Linked DNA regions of Homo sapiens: region 2 is linked to region 1. Evidence: chromatin contacts called from ENCODE Hi-C or POLR2A ChIA-PET data. All regions are on one chromosome and are shown on one strand. The core of a region is the stretch at or near the end of the contact, and the rest is flanking DNA. Distances in the headings are between cores, read along the strand shown.

The links. Hi-C counts contacts between places; a loop is a spot of excess contacts on that map. ChIA-PET counts read pairs that join two places held with the same protein, here RNA polymerase II (POLR2A). Pooled maps may share reads with other maps.
Region 2: a loop to region 1 is called in a map of Right ventricle myocardium inferior, with 2.4 times the contacts of the local background. The contact joins two enhancer-like sites. A Hi-C loop is called at or near these places in 1 of 168 maps with a recorded cell type or tissue (Right ventricle myocardium inferior) and 3 of 50 pooled maps. POLR2A ChIA-PET finds 5 or more read pairs at or near these places in 1 of 52 experiments (activated T-cell).

Annotation. Positions count from the first base shown.
Region 1 is chr2:105,575,088-105,577,983 of GRCh38, forward strand. No RefSeq gene overlaps it. Among named protein-coding and RNA genes, the nearest start is that of LINC02946, 34 kb to the right of the region's middle. RefSeq lists an enhancer at 1,443-2,341. Within about 2 kb of position 1,429, at least 7 of the 41 ENCODE cell types and tissues checked have a DNase peak (open chromatin) inside an H3K27ac peak, as active enhancers do.
Region 2 is chr2:106,018,753-106,021,648 of GRCh38, forward strand. No RefSeq gene overlaps it. Among named protein-coding and RNA genes, the nearest start is that of ECRG4, 45 kb to the right of the region's middle. Within about 2 kb of position 1,513, at least 8 of the 41 ENCODE cell types and tissues checked have a DNase peak (open chromatin) inside an H3K27ac peak, as active enhancers do.

The DNA.
Region 1 (2,896 bases), core at 179-2,678:
AAAGACTTAAAGCCTGAAAATAGATTTGCCTTCAGGTGAAGCTTGATCCAGGACCTCCATGACCCAATTTTTTTCCATCTTTCCTGTTTTCAGATTTCCATTCTTGGCAATGTCCTCTCCTCTCTCAACCTCGGCTTGTCCTCTCAACCCCTTTGCTAGCCTGCTCCCTGGGAACTAAGAAGGGGTTCCCAGAGAAGGTAATGCTTAGAATTTTGAGGCAGAATGTGCATGGGATTGACAATAAAGAAAGCACATTCCAGAAGGGAGTATCCTTCTCAAAGGCAAGAAGGAGTGAAGCCACAGGAGAGTCAGGGGAGCTGCAGGTAGTTTTTATGCTGCTGGAGGAGAGAGTCTACTTGAGGGACTAGCAGTGATGGATGCTCAGGGGTAGGGAGGAGGTAGCAGGAGGAGGGATGGGGACCATGAGCTCTGTTCTGAGCGGAGCTGAGGTGGAAGCACTTTATCCTGAAGACGATGGAGAATAATTCTAAGCTGCGTATGCAAGGATGGGATCTGCACTTCAAAGTGAAAGCAAAAAAGACCAACTCAAACAATAAGAAAGTGTATTATCTCATAGAACTGCAAGTTCAGAGGGAGGGTGGGTCCAGGCTTGGCAAGATTAGTGGCTCAAAGATACCCTCAAGGACCTAGTTTCTTTCTGTTTCTCTGTTCTGCCACTTTCTGTGTGAGCTTCAGCCAAGGTCTGGCTCCCGGCATGGTTGCAGGATCGCAGCCAGAGGCAGGCAGGGCCATATGTCGTTCCCAAACCCATCCAATAATGGAGACAGAGAGGGGGCGGAGAGAAGGAAAGGGAGAGGAAAAGGGAGAGAGAGAGGTTCCAAAGGGGCCCATCGGGAACAAGGAATCTGAGTGGGAAACCAACAGTGCCCTTCTCGAAGGCTTTCATTTCCTTCTTCAACACCCAGGGCCTGTTGTATTTCGGAATTCAGTACTTTTTGGATTTCAGGAGGGTAACAGAGTGCCTGTACCTCATCTTTTAGGAGGGTAACAGAGTGCATTAGACCCCACAGGGGCTCTGAGGTGCTGACCCCACCCCACCACACCAATGACTCTGCATAAAGGGCATGGACGCCAGGTGCCCTGCTCAGTCAGGGCAGGCTTGGCAGCCCGGGGGCCACAGTGTGCGGCGCGTTCCTTCATTCTTGTATGGACCCCAGTGCCCAGGACGTTCCTTGACTGCTCTGTGAGCAGGGGGAGGAGGGCTGGAGGGAGCGGGTGGGGGGGCAGTCAGAGAGGTGATTTCTGAGGCTATGGGGACGTGCCAGTGGGTTGCGAGATGGTCTGAAGGAGAACAGACGCGACGGGAGTGGGAAACTGTGGGGACACGAAAGAGATTCCAGAGAAATGAGGAGGCAAGGGTGAAAGAGGATTACCTGGAAAAATCAAATAGCAGAGTCCTTCTTCTGCCACTAGAGGTCATGAAGAATTAAGACTAAGTCACTTAAATTGGTGAGGTGTTTGCAGTTCCTTTCTGTGAAAAGATCTCCAGGACAAAGAGACAAACAAAGAGATTTGTTGACGTATTTCAGATCCAGAACGATGAGCTACACACTTTCTGAAATCCACAAGTGTGTGTCTCGTAAGCTCCTATGAGTGTGGTCTTTCTTAAGAGCTCAAGCTCCCTCCGGTCTTGAATTGCCTTGACATCACACACTCAGGTGGGCCCTGCCTCCAAGCCCACCTTGTGAAAACAGGGACGGGGGACCGCCACTAGGGAGAGAACGTGAGAGTTGGAAGGGGCCCAGGCCCATGGGAAGTCCAAAGTGGGCTGTCCAGGTAGGGAATCTGAGGCCAGTGAGGAAAGAAGGACTTTTCGAGGCCACAGAGCTGTGTGGGGCAGAGGTGGCACTAGAGTGAGTTTCCCTGGTGTGAGGCCCAGGCTCTGTCCTCTGCATGATCCGGGGGTGGGGGACGCTGGAAGCCTGGTTGACTAGAAGGAAAGACAAGCCAGAGGCCAGTGCTACTCTCCACTTCTGCCCTTTGCTGAGCTGGCCCTGACCCCTTCCAGGCCTCAGGGCCTCCTGCTGCCCTGACTTAAAGCTCCGTTTCCCACGATCTGTACAGATCCTGACTCACACCCTCCTCTTCATGTCCTTGGGCTACTTTCTCTTTGACTAACAGTTTTAAATTTTTATTTATTTTTATTTTTGATACATAGTATTGTACACATTTATGAGGTATGTGGAATATTTTTACATGCACAGAATGTGTAATGATTAAGTCAGTACAAACATAAGTTAGAAAGAAGAAATAAGGTTTTTTTTCTTTCTTTTTTTTTTTTTATTTGAGATGGAGTCTCGCTCTGTCGCCCAGGCTGGAGTGCAGTGACTTGATCTCGGCTCACTGCAAGCTCTATCTCCCAGGTTCACGCCATTCTCCTGCCTCAGCCTCCTGAGTAGCTGGGACTACAGGCGCCCGCCACCATGCCCAGCTAATTTTTTGTATTTTTAGTAGAGACAGGGTTTTACCATGTTAGCCAGGATGCTCTTGATCTCCTGACCTCGTGATAAATAAGTTTTTTTAGTAAAGTAATTCAAACTTTTCGATTCGGGGTACATGTGGAGGTGTGTTACAAGGGTATGTTACATGATGCTGAGGTTTGTGGTATGATTCATCCCATCACCCAGGTAGTGAACATAGTACCCAATAGGTACTTTTTCAGCATTTGTTCCTTCCCCTTCGTCCCCCCTCTAGCAGTCCTCAGTGTCTATTGCTGCCATCTAAATGTTCATGAGTATCCAGTGTTTAGCTCCCACTTATAAGTGAGAATATTTGGTATTTGCTTATCTGTTCCTCCATTAAGTCACTTAAGATAATGGCTTCCAGCTGCATCCCTATTGCTGTCAAGGATCTGATTTTGTTCTTTTTTATGGCT
Region 2 (2,896 bases), core at 263-2,762, 440 kb after region 1:
GCCAGAGAGGAGAAATGCAAATAAAAACTATCCTGAGTTACCAAGTCTTACTATCAGATTAATCAAATCACAAAGTTGAGTAGTACACAGTGAGGGTGGGCTTGGAGAAACAGGAGTTTGTGAAAGTGAAATGAGGTTTTGACAGTGGCTAATAAAATTCTCTATGCATTCCCCTTTTGTTTTTGCAATGTTCTTTCCAGGAACCTATTTAAATATTGACAAGACGCTGGACACAGTGGCTCACGCCTGTAATCCCAGCACTTTGGGAGACTGAGGTGGACGGATCATGAGGTCAGGAGATCGAGGCCATCCTGGCTAACATGGTGAAACCCTGTCTCTACTAAAAATACAAAAAATTAGCTGGGCATGGTGGCGGGCGCCTGTAGTCCCAGCTACTCAGGAGGCTGAGGCAGAAGAATGGCGTGAATCCGGGAGGCGGAGCTTGCAGTGAGCCGAGATCATGCCACTGCACTCCAGCCCGGGTGACAAAGCAAGACTCTGTCTCAAAAAAAAAAAAAAAAAAAAAATTGGCAAGACACCCCAAAAGACATATGCCAAGGAGTATTCACAGCAACATTATTTGTGATGGCCCCAAATGTCCACCAATCGGAGACTGGTGGAGTTCTGTGCAGCTTTCAAAACAAAGTAGGAAGATCTCTAGATCCTACTATGCTGGGTTCTCCAGGATATACTGTCAATTGAAAGAAGCAAGTAGAGAAAAGTAAATACAGGCCGGGTGCAGTGGCTCATGCCTGTAATCCCAGCATTTTGGGAGGCCGAGGCAGGTGGATCCCTTGAGGTCAGGCATTCAAGACCAGCCTGGCCAACATGGCAAAACCCTGTCTCTACTAAAAATACAAAAATTAGACAAGCGTAGTGACACATGCCTGTAATTCCAGCTACTCCAGAGGCTGAGGCAGGAAAATAGCTTAAGCCTGGGGGCAGAAGGTACAGTGAGCTGAGATTGCACCACTACACCCCTCTATCCTGGGCAAAAAAGAATGAATGAGACTCTATCTCAAAAAAAGAAAAAAGAAAATATAGAAAAGTAAATATAATACGCTGCCATTTGTCTAAGAAAGAGGGGATATGAATATATATATATATATAAATAAAACAGAAGGATTGATTATATAATGAATAGCATCCTTATCTTTAAAAGGAAGGAGAAGGTGGAGAGAGCAAGGGTGAAGCTAGATTTCTCTCAATCTACCTTCTACTTCCATGTGATAGAAGGTATGTGAATAAAAAAATTAAAGAAGTAAAAATTCTATAATCCTAGTTTTGTTTTTTTCTAAAAATATAAAGAAACTTATTTCCCACATCCTTTTAAAACCCAATGTTAATGGGTACCTAGTAATTCATTACAAAGATGTCCCATGTGTTACTTAACAAACCTAACTGTGTTTTGGAAGTATCTCAGCTTAACAGCAAAACATTCCGTGGGGAGTCAGAAATCCCAGGCTCTGAGCCAGCTTCCATTATGCAGAACCATAAGATATTACTGCTGTTGGATTCTTTTTGCCCTGCCGAAACAGCAATGCGTAAACTCCAACCTTGTGGCTATTACTCCTGGGACCCTGGGCCAGTGACTTCTGTCGCCTCTCCTGAAAACTCTAGAGGAGTCCTGCCAGGCTCAGGGATGGTTGTGAGGGTCAAAAGAAATGCTGGGCAGCAGGTTTTAGGTGACATATTGTTAGAATCGAGAGGAGGCGGGTCTGCCTGGTGCAATGAGAAGGTATGAGTGTGAATCCTTTGATAACTCCTTGCAGAACAATTCTGAAAATAAGGCATAGGTTCATTCCCAAACTGCACCAGGGCTGCAAGCACATTCTAAATTATACCAGTTATAAAGACAGAACTCTTGCAGTGCTAATGCAATTAAAGGGCATTTGCATGGAATGAGATTTTAGGTTTTTTGTTTTTTTGTTTTTTGTTTTTTTGCAGCACTGTTTAAAGAGGGTCCTTTGAGTTGTATTCTTAATTTGTGTAGTTTTTTTCCCTTTAAGATGATCTGTGCACTTCTCACATTTGAGATGCACTGGCTGGAAAATATTGCAGCAGCCCAGGCAGGGCTTGATTTCAGCCGACGTTTCTCAGGGCCTCCACACTAGGCATGCCTGGGAAATTGCCTTTTGGGACCTCTGCCAGGCCCCCTGGGAAATGGGAGCAGCCATCCTCCAGTGTAGATTTAGTTGTTCAGTGACCCAGGGTGTCCAAAATAAGCAGAGAGAAAGAGCCCTCACTTCTCTTCCAAGCAAGGCAGTGTCGTTTGCACTTGGCTCTGTAATTAGGAGCTACTGGTGAGATGCTTTTTGGAAGTGAGCGAGCCCTTTCAATTTGGCCATTTGTGGTCCTGAATTACAGCTGACTGGAAATTAAAGCTGTAAGCGCAGCCTCAAACCACAGGGAATGGGGCTGAGGGCCTCCCAGCCACCTGGCACAGCTCTGGAATGCTTACAGCACTTGATAACGCTTGCTAGGGGCAAGACAAGGGCAATAAAATGTGAATTAGATGGAGATGAACATGCCATCCGGGGCAGGAAGAAATCCTCAAGCAGATGTGTGTGGAAATTAATGGTACGGTGATAACAAATGTTGAAGCACTGCACAGTGACCATACTGGGGAATCGGCCCCCTGACAACTGTTTGTTTTACAAAGGGCGGGGCCTCCTGTGGATGGAAGGAAAACGTAAGAGGTAATAGCTTTTGAATTTGGTGCAGTTGATGCATATTAAGGAGATCTTCCAGTCTGTTTCAGGAATGCATTTCAATCTGTGCTGCCAAAATCTTTGTTGGCCAGGGTCAATATTCAACTTATTAAAAGAAAAGTCTCATTCTCTTTCCCCTTTTTTCCATTTGCTCCTTCTCCAGATAAAGAACGAGGGTAACTAAT